2 separate regions of the Homo sapiens genome follow, and region 2 is linked to region 1. The links are chromatin loops, found by intact Hi-C in ENCODE. Cell type or tissue: ascending aorta. All regions are shown on one strand. Links, peaks and the distances in the headings refer to the core of each region. The heading gives the core; the rest is flanking DNA. Region 1 overlaps MYO1D (myosin ID). Region 2 overlaps H2BN1 (H2B.N variant histone 1).

Evidence for each region. Peaks named below come from ENCODE experiments on the same cell type or tissue, not always from the same donor. Only the 100,000 strongest peaks of a DNase experiment are listed, where the experiment ranks them.
Region 2: it touches region 1 in a loop (8-fold over the local background); 71 of 110 quality-filtered maps call a loop at or near these places.

What each region holds. Positions count from the first base shown.
Region 1 is chr17:32,775,108-32,791,477 of GRCh38, reverse strand. MYO1D (myosin ID) reads left to right here. Exons shown (of 22, transcript NM_015194.3): 2 at 10,694-10,902; 3 at 12,905-12,998; 4 at 15,449-15,614. Among named protein-coding and RNA genes, the nearest start is that of MYO1D-DT, 94 kb to the left of the region's middle. In ascending aorta, for the core only: a CTCF peak has its summit at 7,770 (motif pointing left); no DNase peak of the experiment used is centred there; H3K27ac peaks cover 798 bases.
Region 2 is chr17:32,902,517-32,918,886 of GRCh38, reverse strand. H2BN1 (H2B.N variant histone 1) reads right to left here. Exons shown (of 2, transcript NM_001401340.1): 2 at 12,301-12,696. The coding sequence ends at 12,514. MYO1D-DT (MYO1D divergent transcript) reads right to left here. Exons shown (of 4, transcript NR_184086.1): 4 at 12,301-12,696. Among named protein-coding and RNA genes, the nearest start is that of H2BN1, 15 kb to the right of the region's middle. RefSeq lists an enhancer at 410-1,041 and cis regulatory regions at 5,971-6,682, 8,784-8,866, 8,754-8,867, 5,199-9,378. In ascending aorta, for the core only: a CTCF peak has its summit at 8,800 (motif pointing right); DNase peaks (open chromatin) are centred at 6,386 and 8,796; H3K4me3 peaks cover 1,004 bases; H3K27ac peaks cover 1,764 bases.

The sequences.
Region 1 (16,370 bases), core at 2,863-10,862:
GATGAAAATCAGAAAGTGTAATTTTGACGCAATTCTGGTTTCTAATTCATAGCTGATGTTCAGATTTTATCAGTTGTCCCAACAATATCCTTTTTTTTTTTTTTTTTTTTTTTTGAGACGGAGTCTCGCTCTGCTGCCCAGGCTGGAATGCAGTAGTGTGATCTCGGCTCACTGCAACCTCTGCCTCCTCGGTTCAAGCGATTCTCCTGCCTCAGCCTCCCGAGTAGCTGAGATTACAGGCACGTGCCACCATGCCCAATTAATTTTTGTATTTTTGGTAGAGATGGGGTTTCACCATGTTGGCCAGGCTGGTCTCAAACTCCTGACTTCAGGTGATCCACCCACCTCAGTCTCCCAAAGTGCTGGGATTACAGGTGTGAGCCACCATGCCCAGCTCATTACTGACATGATTTTAATGCCCATGTGGTCCCAGATGGGTGCAGTGAAAGTCCATTCATCTTGCTCCTGTGTCCTTTTGACATGTGCGTTTCCTACTTTCTGGCTCAACAAGATAGTCCAAGCTCATTTTGTACTTTCCCTGTTCCAGTGATAGAATCCGCTTTTCTTCAAGGAGCCCTGAGTCCTTTTAGTTAAGAAAAATGGTATTTCCAGGCCTTTATCTGGTGTTACTGTTTCTCTAAGTGGACAGAGTTAGGAAATGTGTGTGTGTGCATACCTATTTCTTCCTCTCTCCCTCTTCTCTCTCTTTGCCCTGCATATACTATGAGTTTGTACTGATTCTTCCAATTCCAATTGAGACCCATATATTCTGTGACCTTCTTCTCCAGCAATGAAAAGTCTGTCTCAGAAGTTGAGTTGGAGTAGATACCATTTAATTGTATTTTTCTAGAATAAAAGTTGCTGTTTGTATCTAGATTGTGTGAAGTTGTCCACATAAAGAGAAGATCGTTCTGAAGATAAAACATGAACAAGATAGATATGTCCTCTATTCCTTTGCAGGTAGACAATAAACAAGTAAACAAAAAACAACTTGTGACCGGTATTACAAAGGAAACATACAGGTGTGGAATGATGGGGGATAGAGAAATTTTGATGGATAAGGAACTTGTGTGAAATTTAGGAAACAAACAGGTGTGGAATGATGGGGATAGGGGAATTTAGATGAATAAAGGCCAGTGCACACAGTAATCAGAGGTAGATGGCATGAGATGAACCAATGTCTGTGTGTCAGATTGGCTTGAGATTAAAGTTTCCCATTGAAAAGATTTAAGGCTAGGAATGCAGAGTAAGATAAGATTTATATTTTAAGATCATACTTGCTACTGTATGGGGAACGGATGGAGAGTGGTTTGAGCAGATCAGTTAAGATGATACCTGTGACAGTGAAGATACCTGAGGTTGCATATTTTTGCTAACACCGTTCACTATCAAAACTCTTGCTCTATATAGGTGAAGAAGCATATCTTATTGTTGATTTGATTTACATTTCTTTATTTGTAAGGAAGAATGAGACATTTTTATTGAATTTATTTTAGTATAACTAGTTTTATTCCTACGGTTACTGTAACAAATTACCACAAACCAGGGGGGCTTAAAATAAAGAAGTGTATTGTCTCACAGTTCAGAAAACTAGAAGTCCAAATTCAAGGTGTCAGCAGAGCAATACCCCCCAAAACCGTCAAGGGAGATACCCTTCCTGGACTCTTCCTAGCTGCTGGCAGTGGTCGTCAATCCTTGGCTTGGCTTGACTTGTGGCTGCATTCTTCTTCTAGTCTCTGCCTCTGTCATTGCACAGTGTTCTCCCTGTCTCTCCCTTCGTGGGGCATTTTTCTCTTTTATTGGTTTCAGGTCCACCCTAATGACCTCCTCCTAACTTGATTTCACCTGCAAAAACCCTATTTCCAGATAAGGTTACATCCACAGATACTAGGGGTTAGGATTTCAGTGTATCTTTTGGGAGAATACAGTTCAACTTATGACAGTAATGATGTGTGTTTTTTATTTTTCCAAGTGACTAGCCCATTTTCTAACACTGTTTATTGATGTTTATTGTTGGTATATTTATTTACTGTTTTGAAATGTCACCATTATCAGATACCTCACATCTGTGACAGACTCACAGCCAACATCATACTGAATGGGGAAAAGTTGAAAGCATTCCCCGTGAGAACTAGAACAAAACAAGAATGCCCACGTTCACCACTTCTATTCAACATAGTACTAGAAGTCCTGGCCAGAGCAATCAGACAAGAGAAAGAAAGAAAGAGCATCCAAATTGGAAAAGAGGAAGTTGAACTGTTGCTGTTCACCAGAGATCTGATCATATACCTAGAAAACCCCTAAGACCCTTTATCAAAAAAGCTCCTAGATCTGATAAACAAATTCAGTAAAGTCTCAGGATATGAAATCAGTGTACACAAATCAGCAGCACTGCTATATACTGACAATGGCCAAGTAGAGAATCAAATCAAGAACTCAGTCCCTTTCACAACAGCTAAAAAAACAAAACAAAACAAAAAACAAAAAAACTTAGGAATATACTTAACCAAGGAGGTGAAAGATTGCAAGGAAAACTACAAAGCACTTGTGAAAGAAATATTAGATGGCACAAACAAATGGAAACATATCCCATGCTTATGAATGGGAAGAATCAGTGTTGTGAAAATGACCATACTGCCCAAAGCAATCTATAGATTTAATGCAATTCCTATCAAAATACCATTATCATTTTTCACAGAACTGGAAAAAAAATCCTAAAATTCATATGAAACCAAAAAAGAGCCTGCACCCCCAAAGCAAGACTAAGCAAAAAAACCAAATCTGAAGGCATGACATTACCTGACTTCAAATTATACTGTAAGGCTATAGTTACCAAAACAGCATGGTACTGCTATAAAAATAGGCATGTAGACCAATGGAACAGAACAGATAACCCAGAAATAAAGTCGAGTACAGCCAACTGATTTTTGACAACTGGGGAAAAGACACCCTATTCAGTAAATGGTGCTGGGAAAACTGGCAAGCCACATGTAGAAGAATGAAACTGGGTCCTTATGCAAAAATCAACTCAAGATGGATCAAAGACTTAAATCTAAGACCTGAAAGCATAAAAATTATAGAAGATAACATAGAAAAACTCTTCTAGACATTGGCTTGGGCAACGAATTCATGACTAAGACCCCAAAAGCAAATGCAACAAAAAATAAATAGATGGGACCTACTTAAACTAAAAAGCTTCTGCACAGCAAAAGAAATAATCAGCAGAGTAAAAAATAAAAAAATAACAGATATTGGCGTAGCTATGGTGAAAAAGGGAACACTTTTACACTGCTAGTGAGAATGTAAACTCACCAGTACAACGACAGGATGGAGAATTACCATTTGATTCAGTAATCCCACTACTGGGTATCTACCCAAAGGAAAAGAGGTCATTAAGTGAAACAGACACACACACACACACACGTTTATAGCAGTACAATTTGCAATTGCAAAAATATGAAACCAACCTAAATGCCCATGAACCAATGAGTGGATAAAGAAAATGTGGTATAGATACACCATGGAATACTACTCGGCCATAAAAAGGAACAAAATAATGTCTTTTGTAACAACTTGAATGGAGCTGGAGGCCATTATTCTAAGTGAAGTAACTCAGGAATGGAAAGCCAAATATCATATGTTCTCATTTGTAAGTGGGAGCTAAGCTATGAGGATGCAAAGGCACAAGAATGATATAATGGACTTCGGGAACTTGAGGGGAAAGGGAGGGAGGTGGGCGAGGAATAAAAGACCACATACCAGGCCTGGCACCGTGGCTCACGCCTGTAATTCCAGCACTTTGGGAGGCTGAGGCTGGCAGATCACGAGGTCAAGATATTGAGACCATCCTGGCCAACATAGTGAAACCCTGTCTCTACTAAAAATATAAAAATTAGCCAGGCGTGGTGGTGGGCGCCTGTAGTCCCAGCTACTTGGGAGGTTGAGGCAGGAGAATCGCTTGAACCCAGGAGGTGGAGGTTGCAGTGAGCCAAGATCATGCCACTGCACTCCAGCCTGGGCGACAAAGTGAGACTCCGTCTCAAAAAAAAAAAAAAGAGTACATACCTGGTACGGTGTACACTGCTGCTTGGGTGACAAGTGTACCAAAATCTTGGAAATCACCCCTAAAGAACTTACCCATGTAAACAAAACCCACCTGTTCCACAAAAACTATTGAGGTAAAAAAAATTTAAGATTTTACATATAAATGAGATAATACAAAAAATTATTTTGCTTACTTTTCTCCACCTTTTCTTCCTGTCTCCTTCTATTTTCAGCAGTGTCCATTCTCTTTATGTCTTTTAATATGACCTTTATTACTGTGGATTTTTTTTCTCTCTTCTGGTTTTTTTCTTGAGCTCTTCTAGCTTTTTATCTCTTGAAAAAATGATTTTAAACACAATTTCTCCTTTTAAATGATGCCTTCTTTGATATCTTATTTTAGAGAGCTACATTTTTTTTTGTATTCTTTGCTTTCATACAGAATGTTCTTTCATAATTTTTCTACTTTGTGGTTTTCTTTGGGGGAGTGGGGTATTCTTGGTCTGCCTTTTGCCTGTCAGATGTTTTACCCACTACCTACTTTTTTTTTCTTTTCTTCTGACATCTTATCATGTGCCCCATTCTGGTTCACTTCAACTGACCGTCTTTTTTCTTTTTTGACGGAGTTTTGCTCTTTCACCCAGGCTGGAGTGAAGTGGCGCGATCTCAGCTCACTGCAACCTCTGCCCCCTGGGTTCAAGAGATTCTCCTGCCTCAGCCTCCCAAGTAGTTGGGATTACAGGTATGCGCCACCACTCCCAGCTAATTTTTGTATTTTTAGTAGAGCCGGCGTTTCGCCATGTTGGCCAGGCTGGTCTCAAACTCCTGACCTCAGGTGATCCACTCACCTCAGCCTCCCAAAATGCTAGGGTTCCAGGCGTGAGCCAGTGCGCCCGGCCTAATGATTGTCATCTTTGAGTAGGTATGGTTCATTCTGGGTTGAAAGATAAAATGCACTGAGTTTGGTGGTCTGCTGCTCATTCCCTGTCTCACCAACTGTCTGCCCTGAAATGGCAAGAAGATTGCCTAACTAGAAAGCAAGTTCCCTATGTATGTCTGAGACTTCTGGGAGGTGATTTAGCATTGCCTCTTTTCATTTATCAAGATCATCTGCTGCAGAGCCACTGCACTTTTTCTCTTTTGCCTCACCACTATGACAGCCTGTTTTTTTTTAAAAAAAGGAATTTCTAGTTACTTCTTCATTTAACCTCACCTTACATATACTTAGAAGTGTCAAATGGGACTTATTTTGTTCCAAAGCCACCTGCATACTGAGACCCTGACATTCTTAGCAAGACTTTTGGTTTGGCTACTCAGGAACTGCAACCTACTTCTGGAGAACTCTACTCCAGTGCCGGAGATTTGGAGAGGCATATATTCAGTCTTAGCAACCTGCCTCAACTAGGTCTAGTTTTCATAGCTTTTCACAATCTTTCTTCCTAGATTGTGGTTCAGAGTTGTGGCTAGTTTTTTGTTTCATTGTAGGCGATGTCTTTTTCTGTTTTTGTTATTCTTGTTGATTTTCTGAGGGTAGAAAGGGGGCCAAGATATCATTACTTTATCCTCCTTAAATGGAAGACCCTTGAATGGTATTTGAAGTGATACTAGACTCAACCCTAGAGAACTGGAATATTTAGAGATCAGCAGAAAAAGAGGAGTCAGCAAAGGAGACTGAGAAGGAAAACCAGAGAAGCAGAAGGAAAATGAAGAGAACGTGGCTCAAAGAAGCCAATAGAAGAGTGTGTTGAGGAAATGGGAGTCAGTGTCAAATACTGAGAAATTAAGTAAGATGAGCATAGAAAACCAACCAGTGAATTTAGCAGTTTGGGAAGTTTGGTCAAGGTTTATTGAAGTGCAGGAGTGGAACCTAAATTGGAGTTGTCTAAGGAGATAGTGAAAGGCCAAAAAAAATGGCATGGGTAGATGGACACCTCTCCTGAGAAATAGGAACGTTCATGGTAACTTAAGATTCCATTTAAATTCAAAAAGGAAGGAAGACAGGCCAAATCAGTGTGATTAAGCAACACCTATTCAGAAAGTGTACGTTCCTCCTCAAGTAAATGAATAATACTTACGAATAAGGTTTTGTTAATACCATACCTAGTAGACCATTCACAGAGAATTTTCTTCCTGATTATAATTGGTTCCATATATTTCAAGAAGTCAACCAAGGATAACACTGAATTCTGTTAGTGGGTGAATCTAACTTAGACGCTTCAGGAGTACATTTGAGATATGGTCATCTGAAATAAATTCCTTTTTCTCTTCTGCCTAACTCAAATATATTTTTGTCCCTTATGTTCAGTAGGTTTTAAGATTCTGTCCAGTTTCCCCGTGAAACAACTCCAATTTTCCTTTCCTCATTTCTCCTACCATTCCCCCCACTGAGCACCTTATTGATGTCTTTAACTAGAAAAGTCTTCACTGATTCCTTGTTTCCAGTCACATCAAATGTAAACTCCCTCAAATGTAAACTCCCTAAGCCTGGTTTTCATATCATATCAAATCTGACCCCCATGTACATTTCCAACTGTTCCCCAGCATTCCTTAACACAGCCTTCTACTCTGACTGGGCCAACCACCTTCCGGTTCTCCATACCCCACCCCTCCCCACAGTATCTTCCTTTTCTGTGGGGTTGTGCATGTAGTCTGCCTGTGACTGATCTGAAGGAGCCCCTCTCATCTTGACTTCCTACTATAGATTGTCCTATATATAAGTGACACATGCAAATTAACAAGGCTACTTTAAAAAAAAGGTTTCAGAATTCCTTTACAGTGAACTATTGTTTGCCAATGTCATTATTATACCTTTATATTTTATCCATTACTACTCACTAATTCAGAACTTTTTAGAACCTCTTTGTTTCACTTAAAAGCCAGTGAAAATATATGTCCCTTTTAATAAATATTTTTAAACTTACTAGTTTAAAAAATCAATTGCTATTAATTTATGTTAACCATTTAGGAAGTTCTAAAAAGGAAAAAAAAAAGGTAACAGAGCAAAGACCATAAAACTGACGTTGGAGGTAGAGTATTAAGAGTGACTCCATAGAGGACCTAGTGCTTAGACTTTTGGAGAAGGAGAGGGAATCTGGCAAGCACATGGGGAAGAAGGAACCAGGAAAAGGTGTGAGGCAGAATGAACTCCATGGGCAAAACCATGAAGACATGGCGCTCTTGGGAACTGTAATTAGCTCATTAATGAGAACAAGAGCAACAGAGACAGAGAGAAGTGGTAGGGGAGGTTTTGGTGGGTGGAAGTGTTGTTGGTAGATGGAAGTCAACAGAAACCCGGAGGCCAGACCCTGTATGCTCTTACTCTTAGTGTTCCTCACTGAAGGTGGTTTATTGGGATAATCTTTGTCACTACAGTACATGCTTTTATTACCTTACCTATCATACTATATTGTTGTTATTTATGTACAATGCTTTCCTGTTCTCCACTCCTTTTTTAATTCCCAGGGTTTGACCCGGTATCTGGCACAAAGTAGATACTGAATAATTATAAAAGTTTGTCATGAAAGGTTTGCACACAGAAGTCATAGGAACACCTTCCTTGGTCTCTTGTAAGAGATGATAACATCCTATTTGTCATCTAGGATAATTAGTAGTTCTTCCTGGAGGCAAACAGAGTAAGCGACTATATTACTTTAGTGCTTACTTACTACCCTATGGCTTTCCAATGCAAACTGAAATTTGAGTTGCTGTTAAGGTGTATATTGGCACCACCTAGTGGTGATTTTTAAGACCCAACCAAATTGAAAGTTTTGTATTTGATAACCAAACTTAGAATTTCAAGTAAAATGAGCTTCTAACGTTTTGTGAATTGCTGAAGCATTGTATTTAATATCATATTCTGTTAATATTTGCCACTATCTTTGAGTTAATAGTTATGCATTCAATTATTTTCTTAAGACATGAGATCTTGCTGTGTTGTCCAGGCTGGACCCAAACTCCTGGGCTCAAGTGATCCTTCTGCCTCAGCATCTCAAATAGCTGGGTCTGCAAGCATGTGCCACTGTGCCAAGCCATTTAATTATTTTATACATGGTGCCTATAGGTTAATAGAAAATATTTTATTTGTAATAAAATATTATTTTAGAGCATAATGGTCTATTAGTGGCTCTAAAAATTATCCAGTGAAAAAGAAGGTACATCATTGGACCAACATGGAATCTTAAAATAGTCTAATCTCATACATAATTTGCTGTGACTCTTAGTTGCAGAGTTCCCGGCTCATGAGACATTCTTCTGCTGCTTTTCTTCATTTTTTTTTTTTGTTTGGACAGTGCTTATTCAAAACTAAACAATCGTGCCCTTTTGATTCTTTTCCTTGGAGATACTTGAGCATGTACTGCAAATTTGCAGGTTAAGCCAGAAAAACTTGCGTAGTGAATCTTAGCTTATTTTCGCGAGTCTTTGAACAGTTGTTATATAGATATTTTGCTTGTGACTTGTAGTTGACTGACAGCTGAGTCAGGGAATTGGATTTTTTTTTTTTTAAGATGGAGTCTCACTCTGCTGCCCAGGCTGCAGTGCAGTGGTGCGATCTTGCCTCACTGCAACCTCCGCCTCCCAGGTTCAACCGATCCTCCCGCCTCAGCCTCCCAAGTAGCTAGGATTATAAGTGTGCACCACCACGCCGAGCTAATTTTGTATTTTTGGTAGAGATGGAGTTTCACTATGTTGCCCAGGCTGGTCTCAAACTCCTGGTCTCAAGTAATCCACCTGCCTTGGCCTCCCAGAGTGCTGGGATTATAGGCAAGAGCCACTGCGTCTGGCCAGAGAATTGGATTATGATAATTGAATTCATTCATTCCTCATGTGTAAGGATTGTTGTGATTTCAGTAGCAATGTTTATAAAACAAAAATGTTATTTAAAAATCTCCCTTATGCATAACATAATCAGAAGCATACTATTAATGATCTTTTTTAAAAAGTACTTATTCAATGTCCGAGGGTAGAGGGGTATAATTATGACCATTTTACAGATGAATAAGCTGAAACACATGGAGGTTAAGTAGCTTTCACAAGGTATCACTGCTATTGAGTTTGCAATGTGAGCATTCAAACCCAGATGTAAAGGACTCGAAATCAGTGCTTTTAGCTGCCATGTAAACTTCCTAACAACTGAGAGGATACATAGAAAACCCATAGTAGAAAAATGCACTGAAAACCTTGAAGTAGTTAATAACTGTTAAAATACTCTAAATACTTGATAAAAATCTTGGTTTGAATTTATTGTTGAAATTATCAACATCTGTTTGTTTCCATTCCTAATTATAGCCAACAGCCTTCATTCCAGCTTAAAGGAAATTTAAGGTTCTTGCTTTTTGGTCCCAAATGCTTAGTTATTTCTCCTGCTCCACCAGCCATGAAGCAAGCGTGCTTAGAGACATGCTGTCTGTGAACCAGCATTTTGCCTGTCAGGGCACACCCTTTGTTCAGTTCTTGGACGTGAGAGAGATGTCTACCAGTATCTCTCAGCTGGTAGAGCATGTTGGTGGTAACCACTTGTTATGTGGAAACATCTAAGCTCTGGGCCACATATGTTTCTATGTGTGGATTACTGTGTAAAAACAGTGGACATATATGGGTTTTCTGAATTTTATATTTAAAAATTTTCTTAAATAGACACATAAAGTTGCACAATTGCAGTCATAGCATACCTACTCAAGCTTTGTATTTTTTTTTTTTTTTTTGTCCTGTGGCCTCTTCTCACCTGCCCATGTGGCCTTCCTCTTTATTTCTCTCCTTCCACATAACCCTACTGTGTGTATAAAATGATGCATAAAATATAACATGTATTTGTCTATATTTTTTCACACTTATGTACTCATTTATAAAATATATCTGTGTACAGATACAAATACGTATGATTAGATTTTTAACCCTATTTTATGGGGAAAAGGTAGAATCATATTATATATACTTTAAAAATACACATGCCTTTCAACCAGCTGTCCCATTCCTGAGAATCTATACCACAGAAGTAAAAGCACCAATCTGTAAGATTATGTATCAAGAGTGTTTTCTGCAGTATTGTTCATAGAAAGCAGGAAGGAACAGGAATCGTTGAATATATAATGATATATCGACACCATGGAACTTTAGGCAGTCATAAAAAAATAAGTTTGATTTAGAGCAGAAGTGTCTCCTCCACCATTCTCTCTGTTATGGATTTTACTGTTTATATTAATTTACTAACATTTTAGTGAGGTTCAAGAGGGAGAAAAAAATAAATGTATATGACAGTCCTCTTTAAAATTGAAAATCTGACTAAGTGGATTTCAAGATCTACTTTAACTTCTATTTCTTTTCCTCCTAGAGCTCTGAGATTGTCTTCAACTCTTTTTAGCTTTTTCATCTTCTTACCCTTCTGTATTTTGGAAACAGGAAATCCCAGCCTCCAACAAGTTAAATTCTTCCTTCTTGCCTGGCTTTTAACCCCTACTGGTCTTTTCTACCAATGGCATCTGAAGGGGCACAGCCTCAAACATTCTCTACAAGTTAACTCAGAGCCAATGAAACGTCAGTTCAGAAATCATTCCTAGGATATTTGGACTTCCTTGGAAATAAGAGACTCACAGGACAGATACATCATTTCTCTGTAACCACAGCTACGTCTTCCTTTTCTTTTGCTTCTGTACAGATTTGAAAAAGGGCGCATCTATACGTTCATTGGAGAAGTCGTCGTTTCTGTGAACCCTTACAAGTTGTTGAACATCTATGGAAGAGACACAATTGAGCAGTATAAAGGCCGTGAGCTGTATGAGAGACCGCCTCACCTTTTTGCTATTGCGGATGCTGCTTACAAGGCTATGAAGAGGCGATCAAAAGACACTTGTATTGTGATATCAGGTAATTGGAGGGGATCCCCTGTATTTCCAAAGTCACAATGTGTTTAATTTGTTTGATACTCAAGAATCCAAACAATTGATTAAATATTTTTTTAAAGGTAGAAGCCTGAGCAATTCTATAGGAGAGAGAAAAGTGATGAACGTTAAATACCAAATTATTTATATCATTTCTGATCATCCTCTAATCTTGGTTCATTTATGAATACATATTACACTTGGATGACTTCTGGCCAATTTGTTAGATTGAGCTGACATGGAAAATGTTTCCATCTCAAACACATAAAAGTCTGGATAAAATGTAACAAAATTATTTTAAATAGCAAAATGAAACCAACGAAAATGAAATATTGAGGTGTGAAAAGGAAGAATCAACTCAAAATCAGACTGGTGCTTGGGAACTAGTGTTGAGGGACCTACTGAGGCGTGGGGGCCAAAAATAAGCTTTCAGAGCTGAGGGGCTGAGTTATTGAAGCCCAACAAGGGGGGAGATAGGCACGAGATAGGGTACACACCTCACATGTTTGAGGACTGGAGCCAAACTGCCTACGTTAAGGGGAGCCCTTCAAGGACCCTTATGTAGTGAAATGGGGACAGGAAAAATATCTGTTCACTGACCCAGGATGGCCTCTCCCAAATTGTGGGAATTTCTTCAGGTGCTAATAATACCTCACATTTGCACTGGTGGTTTTATGCTTTTAGAAACACTTTTATAATCATTATTCCATTTTGGTGAGCAAAACAACTCTCTGGTATGTAGAACAGTTATTTTTCTACTTTATAGATAAGAATATTAAAGGTCAGAGGAGTTAAGTAACTTAGTGTTGGAGTTAGAAAATTATATCCTAGGACTATGTTTTATTTAAAACAAATCACAAAAACAGTATTACTGGGTTTTAAAGGGGAGAATAAAAACAATTATATGAGTGTGTGGAGTAAAAGCAAAACGTTTCTTCGCCTTGAGTGCCTTATTCTTCCCAAAATTCCAGCAGTAACAGCTGTTAACAGTTTAGTGTTTATCCTTTTATACATTTTCTCTGGATGTGCAAACAAATACAGTCATAATTGCATGTGTAATTATATTATAAATATATAATTATATATAGAATTATGTCTGTTATATAACTAATTTTTCCATTTAATAATATATAGTAAATATCTTTTCATTGGTGTTTCTATAGAGCTAGTGCATTCTTTTTAATAATTGTATAGTATTCCATTTAAATAATTGAATCATAATTTATCCAGTTATCTACTGATGGATATATAATTTCCAGATTTTAGCCATGACTTACAGTACAGTCTATAGAAATGTTTTAAAAGCTTTGAACATTATTATTATTTGGTTATGTTAGTATTTTTTAGTATTTCCTTAGGAGAAATTTCTACCAGTGGAATTTTTGAGTCAGAAGGCATAAGCATTTAACATTTCGAAGATACTTCAAAATTGGTTCCTTTTTCCCCATCCCCCAGCATTATCCCAATTGTCATGCTTTTTCTATGATACCTTGTGTCTGGAGCTTGCTGTTTTGTTTTTTCACTAAAATTACTCTAACCTTAATTTTTTAGACGAATTATTTTGTCCCCTTTAAGATTAAAAGAAATTCTCTTATAGAAAATAAGATTATATGAATTTAGTTGTAACCACTGTTTGACTCACTACCTTATTTCATTTCTGCTAGACTTATGAGTCCCTACCAAGTACTAAAACTTTAGTCTTAGTTTACCACATCAGTACCTTTTTCCTAAGTAAATCTTTATTTGTAGTCTACTCATTATTTTAGTTTTATAATAGTTTTATTTTCTTCATCATATTCAGGTCTGTTAGAACCACTAACCATATCAAGGCAGGACGAAATAACTCAAAAAAGCAAAAAAATGAAACAGTGCAACATGTGGGATTTTAAATGCATCACCAGTATCAGATTTTTAAATTATTCTATTAAAAATTAGCTTACTCTTGGTTTAAATTATTATGTTAAGCCCTGAACAATTTTTCCCCCCAGGGGAAAGTGGAGCTGGTAAAACGGAAGCCAGTAAGTACATTATGCAGTATATTGCGGCCATCACCAACCCCAGTCAGAGAGCAGAGGTTGAAAGGTAAGAGCACTCTAATAATGGGGAGGAATTCTTAGCACTCTGTTTTCTCTATGGACTTGGCTAGACCTAAACTCTAGGGGTTGAGCATTTTGGGGGTCTAAACCTATGGGCTGAGCATTTTTTGATGATTAAGCTACTTTGATTCTCTTAAGTGCATATTGTCTCTGTACTTTTATTTATTTCACTGTATCCATTTCTAGATTTGTTTTTAATAGAAAAATAATACTATGGTAAGCTTTACCTAATTATGAGACCAAAAGAATCATTACTCTGAAACAGTTGAAAGTGTTCCCATCCTGGTTTATTACTGTTGACTTAAATGTGGTCAGCAGAGCTGTTATAATTTACACTGGTAGGTTTTATTGTTCAAACTCTCACAGGTTCCTTGCTCTTTGCACCACATCAGGGTTTTTAAAAAACTGTGTTCTGAGAGAAGTGGGACTCTGGAAGGCAGACCCATGCCTTCCCATCATCATCATTACAACATTCAGAATCCACTGACAGTGGAATTTCTGAACAAGATTCATTTTCTTTTTTTCTTTTTTTGAGATGGAGTCTCGCTCTGTGGCCCAGGCTGGAGTGCAGTGGCGCGATCTCAGCTCACTGCAAGCTCCGCCTCCCGGGTTCATGCCATTCTCCTGCCTCAGCTTCCCGAGTAGCTGGGACTACAGGCACCGGCCACTGCGCCCGGCTAATTTTTTTGTGTTTTTAGTAGAGACGGGGTTTCACTGTGGTCTCGATCTCCTGACCTCGTGACCCGTCCGCCTCGGTCTCCCAAAGTGCTAGGATTACAGGCATGTGCCACCGCGCCCGGCCGAACAGGATTCATTTTCTAAAAGGATTTCATGCCATACTGTGCTATTGCTCATGGGAAGATGAGTAATAAAGCTGATCTCTACTGTCTGGGGCCCAGCATTTAGGGGAGCAGCTGGCACATAGTATTTGCTTAACAAATACTTAAGGGATGAATGGATGATAGCTATAAAGCAACAAGACTCACTTTCTTATGTGGTGCAGCCTTTTTGAAGAGAGAAACTGTTTTCCTAATTGGTTACTTCAAAGCTCAGTACTAATTTAGTAAAGAGTCCCACCTCATCTACACATAACAATCTTCAGTTTTATAAATAGGAAGAAAGGATATTGGGTTGATGTAAAAGAAGAGAACTTACACTTCACTACCCTGCGTAGCCTTTCTTCTTTTCATCATATTGGGCTGCATTGCTGGGCCAGGAGAGGCATTTTTCTTAATTGTAACATATCCCTCCTTCTTACTCTGACTTTACAATCTAGTTTGACAAGGACAGGGATATGTGTAAATTTTCTTAATTTCCTTAGGAGCTCAGGAGAGCAACTAGATGAGAAATAAATTAATTTCACACCTACAATAGTAGAGTAAGGCATATATAAATTTACTAGTCTTTCACAAACATATCTTATCACAAGCAGTTTCCCCCCACACACATATTTTTAAAATATGCTTTCATTTATGAGGCGATAAGGTTGAACTCTCCAGTATTAGCGGGAGTAACAGTAGATCTTCTACATCAAGTTATTTCAGAGGCCAAAGTTATTTCTGCAGGTATGCCTGTATAAGAAGAATTTTATCAGTGGAATGAAAACAAGGATATAGCATGAAGTTTAAAATGTATCCATTGGGAGGGACTGCTGTATAGAAAGTTAGCATTCGTCGAATAAAGAATGCATTAAATGGCTGGTACAAAGGAGAAATTCCATACAGCTTCAAAGAAAATAATGAGCAATTTCTGAACTAGTGAAGATTAAATTTATGATGTATAACTAAGTACAATAAAATGTCACAATTCCAGGTTTTATAAGCAAGTGCCTTAAAAATTGTATCATTTTCTGTATCACCTATTCTTTCCCTTTTCAGAACACATCTTTTTAAAAATTTTCTTTATGTAGATAAAATATGTACATTTATAAAATGAAAAACAAAAATTACAGAATTAAGTTGAAGATGTAAAAGTTCCCTGAAATCCTACCTTGCCCATTCCATCAGTCTCCTGTCTAGATAACCATAGTAAGGTGTGCTGATCCCTCCAGATTTTTAAGCATTTGCTGATACATGTGTATGCACACACACACACACGTGAACATACACATACACACACAAGGATCCTGCAATGCATGTTATTTGACAACTTGATTTTATATTCATTAATATATGCTGGACATTTCCATGTGAGTACATATTGATGTACCTCATTCTTTTTAGCACCTGTATAGTATTTCATTATATTGGGAAACAAAAATTTATTTTTATCCCTATTGGTGGACATTAATTTGTTTGTTTTTTTTTTGATATTGCAAACAGTGCTGGAGTTAGCATCTTTGTATAAATATTTGTATGTGGTTTAGCAAAATCCAGTTTTTAAAAAATTCTAGTCTCTATAAGTTTTTATAATGACTTTCATTTATCTGTGTTAAAGAGTGAAGAATATGTTGCTTAAGTCCAACTGTGTTTTGGAAGCTTTTGGAAATGCCAAAACCAACCGTAATGACAACTCAAGCAGGTTTGGAAAATACATGGATATCAACTTTGACTTCAAGGGTGACCCTATTGGTGGGCATATCAATAACTACTTACTAGAAAAGGTAAAATATGCTTAATTTCTGAGGGTAATGTTTTAAGTGCTGAATGTTTAAACAAATTATATTTATAGAATTTATTTTATTGACTCAAAATAGCTTTAAATCCTATTCTCCCTTCTTCATTAGCTTTTTATGATAAGGTATTCTCCTTTTGTCTTCTCTTCTTAGCACTTACACTGTCAAGTTGGAAAAAGTTGTGGACTTTGTAGATAGATTTAGCTATGCGTGTGAATGGGTGGGGGCACAGGTATGAGTGTGTGCCAGCTTCTGGGTAAGGTTTAACCGAAAGTCAATCTAAGACTAATCAGTTCTAGCCTTTTTATACATCACCATCTTCTATACATTTTAATTTTAATTAATTTGATATCTCATTTTCTTCTAGTTTCTATTTGTTCATTGCTTTATAGTAACATATATGTATTTTGTGATCTTACATCCTAATTATGAAGCGAACTGTATTTGGTCAGTAAAAACTTAAAATAGGCCCAATTTCTAGAGGATTCCAATTAGAATTTTCTTCTTGGGACCACCAGAGAGGTTGTGTCTGGTTTGGTTTTGTGTTTTTTGAGACAGAGTCTCACTCTGTCATCCAGGCTGGAGTGCAGTAGCATGAACATGGCTCACTGCAGCCTCAACCCCCCAGGCTCAAGCAATCCTCCCACCTCAGCCTCCTGAGTAGCTGGGACCACAGGCATGGCCCACCATACCCAGCAATTTTTTTTTTATTTTGTAGAGATGGGGTCTCCCTGTGTTGCCCAG
Region 2 (16,370 bases), core at 5,681-13,680, 120 kb before region 1:
TACACACAAATAAATGAAGATCCAATACCTTTTACCTTGGAATCCTAGCCATGAGATAGCAATACAAGCTTGCCAGTTTTACTTTGTTTGCCCCAATAGGTAATCCAATGAAGGCCGTGAACCAAAATTTCAGGTAAAGCAGTTTGATTTTTAAAGGCCAGACCGCCCCAGATTCCAAAGAACACTGGGGCCAAACAGCACCAAAGGAGAGCATCACATATTAACCAGACCCAACCCTGCTTAGGACAGCAGCACTAAAGCCTGGATACATGCAACTCCATCCTACTTTCCCATTCAACAGCAAACTCCAGATTCCAAACAATATTGGGGCCAAACAGTATCGCAACTGCAAGAGAAAATTCTAACGAGGGCTTAGTACTAGGCCTAAGAACCTCTGCCGAGGGCGTTCTCTTTGGAGAGGTTGTGGTCCAGAGGATCCCCCAGAGTGTCCCCCTTTGGGGTCCAATCTTAGAGTGTCAGATGTCTCTGACCTTAGATGGGCACCAGTGCCACTTTGCATGTTTTCCCTCCAGAGGTCATGGCCTACTATGAGCTTTCCTTTTATCCTTGGATGAAGGCCTGGACTTACAGCACTCTTATAATTTGTTAAGGCCACAATTTCCCATGCTCTTCATTCCACTAGAGATAGCCATGAACTTTAATGACAGGAACTGGAGGCTGAGTGGGTTTCTTTTGCCCTTAGCCAGTCGAGTAGGAGAAGGGAAGAATTTAGCATAAGAAAAGGTTTAAGTCGCCTGAAACACTTGTGAGTTCGCCCCAAGCTGTGCCACATGTAGCGATCAGGGACCACAACCAGAAAAGACAGAAGAGTCCTTCCTGCTTCTGGGCAGGGCAGTTATCCCCATTCACTCCTTTGCCTTCAGGCAACACTGGAGAGTGGTCCCAGCCAGTTGCCCTCAATTACCAAGGAGCTGCTAGGAAACAGCCACTGAAAGACTGAAAAAGAAAGAAAGGAAAAATACCCAGGTCCCTTAAGCAAACCAGGCGGTGGCAGTTAGGTGCCTCCACATGGAAAACCCTTTCAGTTCACCTGCCACAGCCAGAGACCTAGAGTTGCCTCCATGCTTAGGCACTGCTCACCAAGGGACCCGAGTTGCAAAGGAAAAAAAAGAGAGAGAGAGAGAGAGAGAGAGAGAGGGAGAGAGACAGAGAGATTACCCTGTATGGAGCAGAAAGGAGAAAAATAAACCCCAAACTTTGGGCTTACCTTTTGGCTGGCTCACCAAAATATGTTACCGGTGGAGGGTCTCCAGGTTCTTGGCATTTTGAACAAAGAATTAGACAAAATGCACTAAGCAAGGAAAGAATGAAGCAACAAAAGCAGAGATTTATTGAAAATGAAAGCACACACCACAGGGTGGGAGCGGGCCCAAGCATAGGGGCTCCAGAGCCCCCATTACAGAATTTTCTGGGGTCCAAACACCCTCTAGAGGTTTCCTATTGGGCACTTGGTATTCACCCCATGCAAATGAAGTGGTGGCCTGCAATCAGTCTAATTGGTTGCTTTCCACAATCAGAGGCTGAAGTGAAGTTACAAAGTTACCCTCCTATGCAAATGTCTGATTGGTTTTGGAAAGCAATCTATCAGAGGTACTTTCAATTTTCTATCTGCCAAGCAGAAAGGCAGGGTGGTTTGCAAAGGGAGTAGCCTCTGGTCCTTTTGTTGCTTAGGTGTTGAAAGTTGGGGTTTTCCTTTTGATTTAGTTCTAGGAATTCAGGGTGAATCAGCCTTGGGTTCCCTGCCTCCAGACCCTATTCTCCTGCCTCAGGCTCACTGCAACCTCTGCCTCCTGAGTTCATGCCTCGGCCACTCGAGTAGCTAGGATTATAAGCATGCACCACCATGCCTGGCTAATTTTTTGTATTTTTAGTAGAAATGGGTTTTCACCATGTTGGCCAGGCTGGTCTCGAATACCTGGCCCCGAGTGATCTTCCTGCCTTGGCCTCCCAAAGTGCTGGGATTACAGGTGTGAGCCACCACGCCTGGCCCGGTTCATGGTTTTTAAAAATCAGATTAGTTGCCAACATTTTAAAAAATCAGGACTCTCACTTATAATTCTAGATTTCCAGCTTCCCTGAAAAATTAATAAGATCTCTCAAAAACACAGCCTACATTCCACCAGTAGCAACAGTCAGCAGGAGAGGGCAGGTGTTGTCCGAGGCTTGCTTTCCAGACCCAGCACTACCCCATTGCCCCTACAACATATGTGCACACACTCACAGCTCACCCTTTTGGTAAGAGCCTGGACCTGTAGGTAGCTGGGTTTTCCCACCATTGGCTCTCAGGGAAAAGAAGGCTGAGGGATGATTTTATAATCCTCTGAAGTGCTTTCATGAAGAAGCTACAAGCATTACAATCTGTGTAAGGAAAATAGGCTCAAAGCAAAGCAGCCAGCGTTGGAATGGGTGACTGGGGACATTAAATGTGTCCATTTCTTGGAGAGTCTCTGAGACGAACTATTTCTATTTGTGTTGGGTGGTTAAACATTTGGTGGCCTTGAGGTAAGAAGCTAAAACCACATGATCTCTTGTGGCCTCTTCCAGGTCTGGGGTTCTGTGACTCTGTACAAGAGATGTAAAAGAAAGCTTTAATCTTGAGGAGGTTGAAGCACACATAGAAAAGACATACACTTACCAAAAAACAAGCAAACATATAAACAAGTGAATAAACAGCTCAGCGACTGCCTGGAGCTGACAGTATGCATGCCCCAATTAACCACCCACTAACCTGCTGCTGGGAGGAAAGAGTTGTACCAAGGTTGTGCCCAGTACCTTTTCTAGCCAGCTGTCTCCCATTGTTCTAACATCCCAAGGCCCCTTGAAATCTCTCTCAGGATTGATCTGAGAAGACCTCAGTGTTGCACAAGACTGAATTGCAAGCAACAGAAAATGATTGTCCCACGAGGAAAGGGGACTTGTTGAAAGGACAAGAGGGTGCCCACAGAATCAGCAGGAGACTGAAGACCAAGATTAAGAACTGGGCAGGCTCTAGGGGCTAAGTGCCCCTCTCCATTATCCTACATTCTAGATCCCAAATCCTGGGTAGGACCTCACCCTGTCTGCTTCCACTGTGGGAGGTGAGGCACAGGCAGTATCCTGCCTTCCAATATACTGCATGTGAGGAGGTTGTCCCCAAATAGGTAAGAGGTATGATTGCTGGATTGTTCCCCAAAATTCAAATACCCCTAGCTAAGGCCTCTCCTCACTAAGTCTGAACAGCAAAGTGTGTAACAAGGGTCCCCAAATTGAAAGCTGAATCCAGTGATTAGAGAGGACAAGCCAGCAGGTCAGAAATGGTGCTGACCATGATAAGGAGGAAGAAGGCTTGGCTCCTGGCCACTGGGTGCATACTCGTGCTCTACTCAGCAAGGAATGAATATTTGTTGAGCACTTACTATGTAGCAAACACTGATTAGACATCCGACACACCTTATCTCTTTTGATCTTCTCACCAACCCTAAAAAGTAGGTATGATTATGTTTGCAAAGGAAGAAATAGCCTTGGAAGGGTAAGGCAACTTGCCTGAGCTCTTTCAGCTTATATGTGGGAAGGCAGGAAGTGAAACTCAACACCTCCTGGTACCAAAGCAAGACCACTCAAACCAGGAAACTGATAGCTCTTCCAACAACCTGGTTATTGGAACAGGACAGGTGGTCATGGCTCCAGCTGCAACAAATAGAGCCACTCCATCCCAATTTTGCACACACTCCATCATCAAAAACAGACTTACTCTGGTCCAGATGTAACTCAAGTACTGTACTTTTTTGGCTAGTCTCATCTTGATTTCCTTTTGTTTTGCTTTTTCCTTCTGATATCTGTTGCATAGCTGTATCTGTGTCATGCGTAGCTCCTGGATGAATCTCTTTGCAGCACCTAGCACTGTGTTATAACCTAGTAATAAATAAGTGGTGGTAGTGCTACCTGGCTGACTGGACACCAAGCAATAAAGATGCCCATGCTTATCCACTCAGAGCAGCTGATACCCCTTGAAAGACAGCTCAGAAGACAAAGATGGAAAAGGAGAATAGCAGACAGATGTTGGTTACCTACTCTCCCTTCTCTCCCCAATCCTCGTCACTGGGCAAGAGCCTCTTCCTTCCAGGCAGACAGGACCAGTGAGGTACAACAAACCCCCTCCTGTCCCAACCAGAAAAGCTTCTCACATTGTCTGTAATCCACATGAAACTCTCTCAACTCACCTCTATGTTTTCAGAGGGGCGGCAGAAGGACATCCTAAACCCCTACCAGGTACGCAGTTACAAGCAGGAGCCTGAGCCAGAAGCACTGTGAATGGAGACCTCCTTCCCTCACTTAATGGCCGTGTGATCTGAGACAGTTCACTCAGTTTACGTTTCCTCATCTGTAGAATGGGGATCACAGTAAAACTCATGGCCTACAGTTGTTTTGAGGATGAAATGAGATGACACATTTAAAGTGCTAACACCTAGAAAGTAGAATGGTGGTTGCCAGAGGTTGGGGGAGGGAGGAAGGGGGAGTCATTGTTGATGGGCACAGAGTTTCAGTTTGAGAAGATGATTAAAAAGTGCTAGAGATGGATTGTGGTGATAGCTGCGTAACAGCATGAATGTACTTAATTCCAGTGAACTGTATACTTCAAAATGGTTTAAATGGGGAAGTTTATGTTGTATATATTTTATCACAGATTTTTTAAGTGCTCATCACTGTATGACATTAAAAGAAAAATGAGGCCTCCTAGATGTTCCTCCAACATGTGAAGCTCATTCTACTCCAGTGATTTGCTGTGCCCTCTGCCTGGAATGCCCTCTGCCTGGAATCCTTACCCCCATTATTCCCAAGGCTCCTCCTTCCTTTTGCTCAGGGACCTGCACAAGAGTCACCTCCACAGAGAAGTCTTCCCAGATCAACCTATCTAAAGTAGCACCTCCCATCATTGATGTGCCCCTGGCTCTGTTGTGAAATGTGGGGTTTTTTTTGTTTGGTTGGTGTTTTGTTTTGTTTTGTTTAGAATTTTTCTTTTCTTGCTCTGCCACCCAGGCTGGAGTGCAGTGGTGCAATCACGGCTCACTGCAGCCTTGACGTCCTGGGCTCAGGCAATCCTCCTGCCTCAGCCTCTCACGTAAGTGGGACCACAGGTGCATGCAACCATACCTGTTGGAGACCAGCCTCAACACCACCCGTACGGTACCCAAAGTCCAGTGGCGACGAAGGAATGAGAAGATACAGGTTAAGAGTGCATAAAGAGTGTGGGCCAGGGGGACAACTGTAAAATGGAGGCTGTAAAAGGCTCAGAGCTCTGGTCTCTGCACTATTTATTGAGTACAGTCACTTAGAACTAAGAAGCAGATGTTGAAGGCGAAACAGTGAAAGGGAGGCAGTGCGTCATACGTGTAATCTATAGCAGTGGTGGTTTAAATGAATCTCCTTTGTGCTCAAACAGTGTATCTTTAACTTATTGGAGAGTAGTTAGTGGGAGTGGGTTTAACTAGCAGCCTGTACATCTGGCCACATTCTAATGTTTCAAAGGAGGGTCTTTTTTCTTGAACACAGTGTTTATAGATAAGAGAGCAAGTCTCGCTCAGAGCATGGGAACATAATGGCGATAAGAAGGCTTTCCTCCTCAGAGGCCTTTTGTGGCTTTTCACAACCTACTGTCCCATATTTTTACAGCCAGTTTATACAGGCACCCCATAAGCCTTTCCCCCAACATATACCCAGCTAATTTTTGTGTGTGTATGTAGAGACGGGTTCTCTCTATGTTGCCCAGGCTGGTCTCGAACTGCTGGGCTCAAGTGATCCGCCCACCTCGGCCTCCCAAAGTGCTGGGATTATAGGCATGAGCCACCATGTCCTGCCTGAATTGGATTTCTGAATGGCATGTATCACTACCTGACACTGCGCGATATATTTATGACTTCTCCCATTCCAGAATATAAGCTCCATAAGGGCAGGGACTTTATTGTCATGGTCTCTGCTGACCCCCAATATCTAGAACAGTGCCTGGAGCTTAGTGCTCAGTAAGCACTGTGCATGGAGTGAAAATAAAGCTTAGCTATCATCACTGTCATTCTACAGCAGGGATGGGAACTCTCCACCCACACCCAGCACCAACAGGCCCGCTGGGGTGTGGCAGCCACTGGGAAGCAGGAGGGTTAAGCACATGGGAAACACTCAGACAGGGTAAGGCACCAGAATTGGAAAGAGAATGAAGGTTGACCTGAATTAAAGTGCCGCAATTTTAAATTTCTGGTTTGACCGAGTCCATGTTTGTTTTAAGTGCTCAGGCCCTTTTATGGACTAGTAAATGGCTTTCCAAGGACAGCGCCACCAGCCAGGAAGGGGGTTGTGTATACACTGATCAGGCTTTCTCTAAGCTGTGGGCGTGGACAGAGACCATAGCGAAAGCCCGTCCTCCTTGGAGGAGTGAAAGTCAGCAAACACTCAGAACTGCTGTGGGTCTGGCTGGAGCGAGGGGGCAGGACCAGGAAGCAAGGAAAAAGAAAAAGCGTGGAGGAGGGTTGAGAGCTAGCAGGGCAGTTCTGAGCCACTGGAGATACAGGGCAAGTTTGCATTTGCGCTAAGTTAAGGCAGCTGGGCCAGGGGACATTGAGACCCTGAACAGGGTTTCCCTAGAGGAAAAGGCATGTGCACAGGGCATATGCATCTGGCAATTGAGGCTTAAAACACTTAAAATCTTCAAAAGACTTCCCTGAAAAAGCTTTAAAGACAGATAACACAGCTGTCCTCTCTTGCCCATTTCCGTATTTTACCATGTCCCTCTTTACAGCCAATAGAAATATCTTGCTTTAAGTATTTTGGGAGTGATGTGTAGATGTGTATAAGGGGAAGTAAATCCCATATTTTAGTTAATGCAGAGAAGATTGGTTCAAGGATGGATTTAATGCTATAAATAAAGTTATTTAAGCGTCCAGCTTTAAATCTGATACATCAGCATCTCCTACTTTTAATTTTCAGCATGATCATATTAATTATAATCACTGTCATTTTTGAGACTTTGTTCATGCCAGGTACTGTGCTAGGCACTTTGCATAGATTATATAATTATTACAATAATCTCTCAAAATAGGTATTATTCTCCCTCACTTTATATAGGAAGAAACTAGGGCTCGAAGAAGTTAAATACATTTCTACAGCTGGTAAGTGGTAAATCTAGGATTTGAACTAGAACTGTCTATCTGAAAAGCTGTGTTATAAGACAAAATCACCCACCACCTAGCCTGGTGCCTGGCCCATAACATATGTCCAAAATATTTAGTTTGGGATGACCTGAATTAACTCATTTTCATGATACCATATTCACTGAGTGCATACTCTATTTAAGGTGCTTTACAGGCAGCACTTCATTTAATTGTCTCAACAGGTCAGCGGGGAGGAATTATCTCCACTTTATACAGGGGTACACTGAGCATCTGGGAAGTTCAAGAACTTGTGTGAGATGCCACAACTAGTAACTGGCAAATACAGGATAAGAAGCTAAGTCTGTCTGACTCCAAGTGGTGGATCTTCTCCTTTACCCACCTCTTTCTGTGTTCTCTCAGTCTTGGAAAAGACATCAATGGTCACTTTGCCTCTGATGAGTTCCCCCAGGGCCTGGTATACACCTCTAATGGAATTTCATTGCCATAAAACTTTTTTCTTTTTCCTTAATGTCTGTGAAATCTGCCTTGGTATAAATATCTAATAGTAATGCCTTAAACCAAAGCATTGTGTTGGTGTAAGAAACACTTTCATGTGCATTGTTTAATTTTTCACCATAACCATGTGCCATCACCACATCACCATTTTACAGATGTGGAAGCAGGTATGTGGCCAAGGGATGACCCGACTGCAAGTTCAGCACAGGCTCCTTCCACGACACCAGGCTGCCCTAAGTACAAAGTCCAGTTCAAACCGGGGAGTGTGAGATAAGAGATGGGGAAGAGGGATAGAGGTGAGTCAGAAACAGTCTTCCTCCATTTCTTGACCACCTTAGAAACCACCTCCCTCACCTACCCCATGCCTCAGTGACCCTCTTGTGTTTGAACTCAAACCTGATTTACTAACCTCTTAAAGTGGAAGGGAAACAGCATGTCCTGGTACAGGGTAATTGATCAGAACAGTAAAAGTGCCTTAGGTTGCTGCAAAGGGGCTGTCCTGTCTTGGTCCTCTTTGTATTTCCCTATACCCTCTAACTAAGGGACACCCAACTTCTTGGCCCAGAAGTCATGCCCAGTACCTCTGATGACTGACAGGACTTTGGGAGGAATCTGCGTTTCTCTCTAGACTAAGCCAGATCCCAGTGCTTGGGTCAAGTGGAGCTGGAGACAGTGGAACCCTCTTAGAACCCCAGCAACAGTCAACTTTCGGGAGGTGGTGCTGAGAAGAGAGTCCTCACACAGTTCTGGGTCAGCCAGGATGGTATTTCCCCAGGACAACTGTGGGCTGGAAGAGGATTATGTCACTACCTGGCATTTTTCTAAATCCAAGCAGGGCTTTAGAATACCCAAAGCCATCCCAGGATTCAGGATCTGTCTCAGGACAGCAGGAACCTAGCAGAGAAGGCCAGGTCTGGGGTCTGGAGCTAACAGCCCCCAGATTGCCTTCAGTCCACTTCTAGTTACCCCCCTAAGCAGCAGCCTCTCCATCCCCTTGAAATGTCCAGGACCAATGGGACAGAATCCTGCAAGAGAGAACCATGGAGAGAATGGTGAGGGCTCTGATGCCTCCCAAGTGGAAAAAAACACACACTTCCGGATCTGCTGACAACCTAAAACCAAGAAGGTGCACTTCAAAGAGTGGTCACTGGGTGTCACCACTGCTTCTAAAGCAAGTGCCCTCATCTGTGAGCTAACGTTGAAGATTGCTGGGGAGAGAAATTCCTTCTTGGAGCCTCTGTTTACAGGCCTGACATCTTCTGTGCTTCCCTTGAGCTCCATGCCATTCTCACTCCTCTCACCCTCTGGTCCTACCATCTGGCCTGGATCACATAGGCCACCACGGAGTTGCTCTCTTGCTCTTCTCTCCTTCCCAGCTCTCTTGGCAGAACCCAAACTCCGTGTTCTCCATGCTGGCACTGGAGCACATAGTTAGGGAAAGTCACCCAAGACTGGCTTTGCTTTTGATTCATGATCACAAATCTCAAACAGGCACTTATTCCTAGTCATCCATCTGTCCGTAAGTGTCCAACTCTCACTTACTCCCTCAAACAACTTCATATCTAATCTTTAAACCTCCTATGCCCCTATTCTGCTTTACTTGTACCATTTAGAAAAGAAAAAAGAAATAGGTATCAACTCCATGTTTTCATCACCAAACATCTAAACCTTCCAAAATTTGTATCTATCTTCTCTTTCACCTCTACTCTGTATCTCATCTCCCTTTACTTTCTCAAGGTCCTTTGGCTTTCTCTACTTTCTTCTGGATTAATATCTCCCTCTCTGCTAGAGAATTCCCACCAATGAACAATTAAAATCTAGTATCACTCATCTTAAAAATCTTTATATACCAAGTGACTCTCCAGTTACCAGCCTGTGTCTCTCTTCTCTTTCAAACTAGATTTCACCTTTCATCTCAACACCATAAGAAAAAAAGCTGTCTCTACTAACTACCTCCCGTTCTCTCTTCAACTTGCTCAAATCTCGCTGATACCCACTGTGCTCCACTGAGTTGACTTCTCAAGATCACCATGACCCCCATGTCACCAAATGGACATAAATATCCTCACATTCCCACCAGGATTGTGAACACCAGTCTGACCATGTTCTCCCTCTTGGCTTCCATGACACCACCCTCTCCTGATTTTCTTAGATTTATCCTTGGTTTCCTTTGTTGGCTCCTCCACTGTCTGATTTTAAATATTAGAATTTTTCAGTCTTTTTCCTGGATAGTTTTCTCTTTTGCTTTTTACCCCATCTTCCTGGGTAATCTCATCCATTCCTGCTGATCTATACATTGCCTTTTGATGCTGATGGCTCCCAGATTTGTATTTTGGGCCCAGTCCTATCTATTTCACGTCTTCACTTGCAGGTTTCATAGGTATTTCACAATGAGCATGTCCAGAATGGAATTCTCAATTTCTTCCTCTCCCCAAAACACCTGTCCTGTGTTTAGTCTTCTCCATCTCTGTAGATTGCATGGCTGTTTCCCACAATGCCCAAGCTCCAAACCTAGGAATCAGTACTTTTTTCTACATGCTCATATTCATTCCATGAGCACGTTGTATTCTCTCTCCAAAATTCATTTCAAATTTCTCACTTCTCTCCATTTTCACACTCAACTGGATCACCATCACCTCTCTACGAAACTGACATGGAACATTTCTAAATAATCTTCTCATTTCCACACTTTGTGATCCATTATTGACAGCGGCAACAGAGGTCTAAAACCTAAGTCAGTGATGGGGCCATTCTGTATCTTAATCTGGTATACATATGTAGAACTTTGTGGTGTGCTTAAGGTTCGTACACTTTACTGTAGGTTGTATCTCAACTAAAAACAACAACAACAACAACAAAACAAAATAAAGCCAGGTACGTTGGTACATGCCTATAATCCAGGCTACTTGGGAGGTCAAGGCAGGAGGATGGCTTGAGCCCAGGAGCTTAAGACCAGCCTGGGCAACATAGAAAGACTCTGTCTGAAAACAAAACACCTAAGTAAAATGTCAATTCTCCAGTTAAAATTCTTCAGTGGTGTCCCTCTGTACCCAGGTAAAACCCAAGCCCTGCATCACATGGCCCCAGTCTTTTCCTCCAGCTTCATCTCCTATTGTATTTCTTCCTTGCTTGCTAGAGCCCAGCTGTCCCAGCTTCATTTAGTTTCTCCAATTAATCCAAGAACTGTCCTGCCTGCCTCAGGGCCTTTGCTCAGGCTTTTTCCTTAGCCTCTGGGCTAAGGAACCCTTCTCCATTCTTAAGACCTTCTCCTTCATGTCACCTACCCAGGCTTCCCCCAGGCTCCCCACCCACCCCTATCTACAGCATATCATCCCATTTATCCCTTTTGCTCCTTACCGTGATTTTTTTTTTTTTTTTTGAGACAGGGTTTCACTCCCATGGCCAAGGCCGGAGTGCAATGGTGCAATCTTGGCTTGCTGCCACCTCTGCTTCCTGGGCTCAAGCGATTCTCCTGCCTCAGACTCCCAAGTAGCTGGGATTACTGGTGCATGCCACCACACCCAGCTAATTGTTCTATTTTTAATAGAGATGAGGTTTCACCATGTTGCCCAGGCTGGTCTCCAATCCCTGAGCTCAAGCGATCCGCCCACCTCTGCCTCCCAAAGTACAGGGATTACAGACGTGAGCCACCATGCCTGCCCTTGATTTTATCATACTATTATAATTGTCTTTTTTCTGCAGTTGGGACCAGATTATACATTTGACACTTGTACACTTATTACACACATTAATATATATAAGTGCTACATCATAGATAATCAATGCCACTGCCACAATTTTTTTTTTTTTTTTGGAGACAGAATCTCACTCCATCACTAGGCTGGAATGCAGTGGCGCGATCTCGGCTCACTGCAACCTCTGCTTCCCGGGTTCAAGCAATTCTCCTACCTCAGCCTCCTGAGTAGCTGGGATTACAAGCACATGCCACCACACCAAGCTAATTTTTGTATTTTTAGTAGAGACAGGGTTTCACCATGTTGGCAGGCTGATCTCGATCTCGTGACCTCATGATCTGCCCGCCTTGGCCTCCCAAAGTGCTGGGATTACAGGCGTGAGCCACCGCGCCCAGCCCCAATGCCACAATTCTTATACTCAAAGAGCAAGCAGATACCTTTTGCTTTAGTTCCTGTAAATCATGGCAGAGGTGCTTAAATTTTAAAAATTGTCTTTCCTCATAGGAGTCTAAACAATGTCTCAACACTGTCAAGAGCCATAGCAATCTACACAAGCCAGGTAAAAGGGAAAATTACGGCCAAAGCAAAGGTTGGGGGCTAAGGTTGGAGAGGCAGGCACAGGTGGATAGGGAGAAAGCCAGAAGCTGGCAGCAGTCCTCATTACACTGCAAGTTTGGGCAATACTGTCTACTTTCAAGCTCCCCTCTCCCTGGATTAATACCCCCACATACGTGCCCCCCAACTTGCCCCCAATCCTTTGTGATCTCAGTTCATTCTAGTGTAGCAGTCTCCACCCTCAGTCTGGAGTGGGGAGAGATGATGGGTATACAGTGTCATCGATCTAGTTGTGTCCTTCAAAGAATACAATGGGTAAGCGCAAAACGGGAGTAGTATACATAAGAAATTAATAGCCATAGACAACAAGTACATACACACATGCACACATAGCATGCACAAGAGAAAATGCCTTTCCTTTATTATGTTCACGAAGTAAGCTGGAGGCCAAAAACACAGGACCCAGAGACTAGGTGTGTAGCAATGAAACTCCTCATGCAGCAGGACAGCTTCTCAGACATCTTGTCTTCCAACCCAGCCTTCCAACACATCTAGTTTTTTGACAAGTGAGTCATTTTAACAAGGCCATTCTGAACAACTTCATTTATTCAAAAGCTCTTCTGAGAAGATCTCTGCTTAACTGCGCCAAGGATCTCTCTGCCAGTGATGGCTCTTCTGTGGTTGTAGAAGGACAGCCTAAATGCCTCCAGGCTAACCCATTCCAGTTGCCAAGCATTGAGGGCACCTAGTGCATACAAGACCCAGGAACGCCCGCTGAAATCAGGGTGGATCTAGGGGAGAAATGGCACAGAGGTGAGACAGAAGTAAAGGCTTCCCACAGTGAACAGTTGTGGTCTGACCCAACACCCAGTACTCATGGTTTCTATGAATTCATGTACAAGTGGAACAACATAAGTGACCTTCAAGTTGAATGATGAATTAAAAAATAATAATAAACCACCTAAAGGGGCAACGACAGGCATTTGATGAAACAGGCTGTTATACTGTAAAAGGAAAATAAACCTTGGGACCCCAAAATACTAAACTAAAGGAAAAAGCCAAACTGAGAACTGCTTAGGACAAACCTGCCTCCCATTCTATTCAAAGTCACCCCTCTACTGAGATAAATACATATTTGATTGCCTCACTTGGAGAAGCTAATCAGAAACTCAGTAGAATACAACCACTCGTCTCTTACCTACCTATGATCTGGAAGCCCCCTCCGCGCTTTGAGTTGTCCCGCCTTCACCTCGAGTTGTCCCCTTTCCAGATGGAACCAATGTACATCTTATACATACTGATTGCTGTCTCATGTCTCCCTAAAATATGCAAAAACACACTGTGCCCCTACTACCTTGGGCATATGTCATCAGAGCCTCCTGAGACTGTGTCATGGACACATATCCTCAACCTTGACAAAATAAACTTTCTAAATTAACTGACAAAACACACACACACACACACACAACCACACACACAAAAATTAACTGAGACCTGTCTCAGATTTTTGGGGTTCACATTTTGGTAACCATAAAGGGATTCTGAGTAGAGATGCCCCTGACCTTTGACAAATCTCTTGTCGGTGCTTGGTACCAGCATGAGCTAACTTTATGGCTCAAACCAATAGGACAATTTATTGAAGTCTGCAAGCACCCCCTCCAGAGAATCCCTGATCTCCCCAAATTTAGTCAAGAACTAAAGTTTATTTTGCTGTACAACTCCTCCCTCTTTTGTTTTGTTTGTTTGTTTTGGAGTTTACTTGCTCCCAACAAGGAAGGCAAGATTTCCTGTTTACAGGACGATGGAAGGCAGGTAACTCCTTTATGGAGTTTGAGCTCACTCTCGGCAGGGAAGAGGAGTTTGAGGCTTTTTTCCTGCTTCTAGGATGGTAGAAAGCAGTCTTCAGCCTCAGACCCATCCCTAGGTAAATAACTGAATTGGAGTTTTGTCTTGGCTAAAGTTCAACAACCAGCTGGTCTTAATTTTTTCTCCATTAGAACACTCAGTGATCATATTGTTGGGTTTTTGTTGTTGTTGTTTGTTCCGGTCTTTCTTCCATCAGATTTGACCAGCTTTACATGACTTGATCAAATCCAAGTGAAAATTCCAAATTATGGGTAACAAAACCTCTCTAATTTGACTAAAATTCCTCACAACTATAAAAGAGTTAAAAAATGCATTTGGTTTCTGTGTTTACTTCCTGTCTTAAAAAAAAAAAAAAGTTCTTTCATTTACTTTTCTTCCACCCCATACCTCCTTGCCCCTTTGCCATCTACAGTACCAAAAAATCTAGAGGAGGCTTCTAATGACTTGAACCCTTTAAAAGAATTCAGAACAAAGGTTCTAGTCACCCCTTTTGGGGTGTTCTGTTTTCTTTGTTGAGTTTCAAGAGTCATAGGCAGATTTTTCTTAGGTCTAAAGGTCTGTTTTTCTGTATTACATGACCTGACCTCTTTGGCTTTGGGGGTACCAGAGGTTATCTTGTACTGTGAGAGGATTTGACCTTGATGTGTGTAATGGTGGATGAGAGCTACAAAGTAGGGGTGGCTGAACACAGTCTACAGGAAATGCCCTTGGCTGTTGTTTATTTTTTCTCTCCTAGGAAGTTGTTGTTTAAGGAGCCTAATTCTAGTTCGGAGATGCATTCTAAGAGGTCTTGTCTACTACTTTGTCTCCCAAAAGTAATCTCAATTCGGCTTGTCTGTGTACATTTACATGAGGAACTGAACTGTTGTTTTCATAGATAAATGAGAGACTGAGTTTTCTCAGCTCTGAAGAGAAAGGGCATTTGCTCCTCCCAGCTGAAAGGTGCCCCTGGGTGACCGGGGGCCTTGTGGGAGTGTCTGGGGGGTTGACCCCCATGACATACAACAACCCCACAGGGAAATCTCCAACAAAAATTAATTTAAAAAAAAGACTCATCCAGGAAACACGTATAAAAACTGATCACCTGGCATTTTGAACCCTCTCAGAAGTCTTAGACCTCTGGAGAGAGAAACTGAGACACGTAAGAGGGTGAAACAACTTAGTGGTGACACATTGTGGAGTCTGGCCACAAGCAGCACACATCAAACCACCACACAAAAAACCTGAGGCCACAGCTCAGTTCCCCCTCTTCAGAAAAAAAGTGAGACATAATCTAATGAGGAGAAAACAAGGAGAATGACCTCCTTTTGAACACTCTGTAGGTTTTATGACACCTCTACTTGCCAGAGTTTATGTAAAATGGAATATGGTCCTTGTACACACTTACATTAGAGAAAAAGAGCCCTAAGTTTGACCTGCAAACTACGTTGTTCCTAAATTCTTTTTCGCTATTTTTCTCTTCTGCCTGCTTTAAATCTGCTGTTATTTTTCTCTTCAGATAAAAACCACTGTTTAGATCCAACATATTCATTTTGCAAGCTGGTGAATTTGTATTTATCTCATGGCTAAAGTTCTGAAGTAAAAACTATAAGGTGTGTGTGTATTTAAAAGGACTTTATAATTTCTATAATTTTATGTTCAAATGACAATTAAATTCATATTAATTTCCCTCTAACACAGACTTTTTCTCTCCATAACTTACGATGTAAATTTTGCCATTAGATTTTTACCCGAGTTGTTTCCTTTAATATACAAGTTTAAGACTATTTAACTGACAAGTGCCTAAGATAATAAAACAGGTTGTTAAGAATTTGAAAGTCTAAGATAGGAAAAAAAAAGTTTTTTATGAACTGATAGGAAGTACTTCCACTGGCATGCCTAATACATCTATGTATTTATGTGTTGTATATATAATATATATATAATATTTCACTACTGAAAATATATAAAAGAACTCTAATTGGCTTAAGAAAATAAAACACTTGAATCAAATACTTTATCAGGAAAAAAGAAAAGACTAGTCAAATGCTCTTTCAAGTTTATGTAACAAGTAAAATCTTTAATAAATTAACCTTAACATTATTGGTAAAGTAATATTAGAAATGTCTTAATAATTGCCAACATACATTGTTGTTTGCATTTATTAATTAAACAATTTCATTCTATCCCTGCCAAATACTATAAAGGTGTCAAAATTTGGTATAGGGGTTACAAAACTATAAACACAGCCCAAAAACAGAATGATCTTTGCTTGTGTAATTTCTTTTTTTTTTTTTGAGATGGAGTCTCGCTCTGTCGCCCAGGCTGGAGTGCAGTGGCGCAATCCCGGCTCACTGCAAGCTCCGCCTCCCAGGTTCACACCATTCTCCTGCCTCAGCCTCCTGAGTAGCTGGGACTACAGGTGCCCACCACCACGCCTGGCTAATTTTTTGAATTTTTAGTAAAGATGGGGTTTCACCATGTTATGAAGGATGGTCTCGATCTCCTGACCTTGTGATCCGCCTGCCTCGGCTTCCCAAAGTGCTAGGATTACAGGCGTGAGCCACTGCACCCAGCCAACTTGTGTAATCTTTAATAAGATATTGATATTCATTTAATA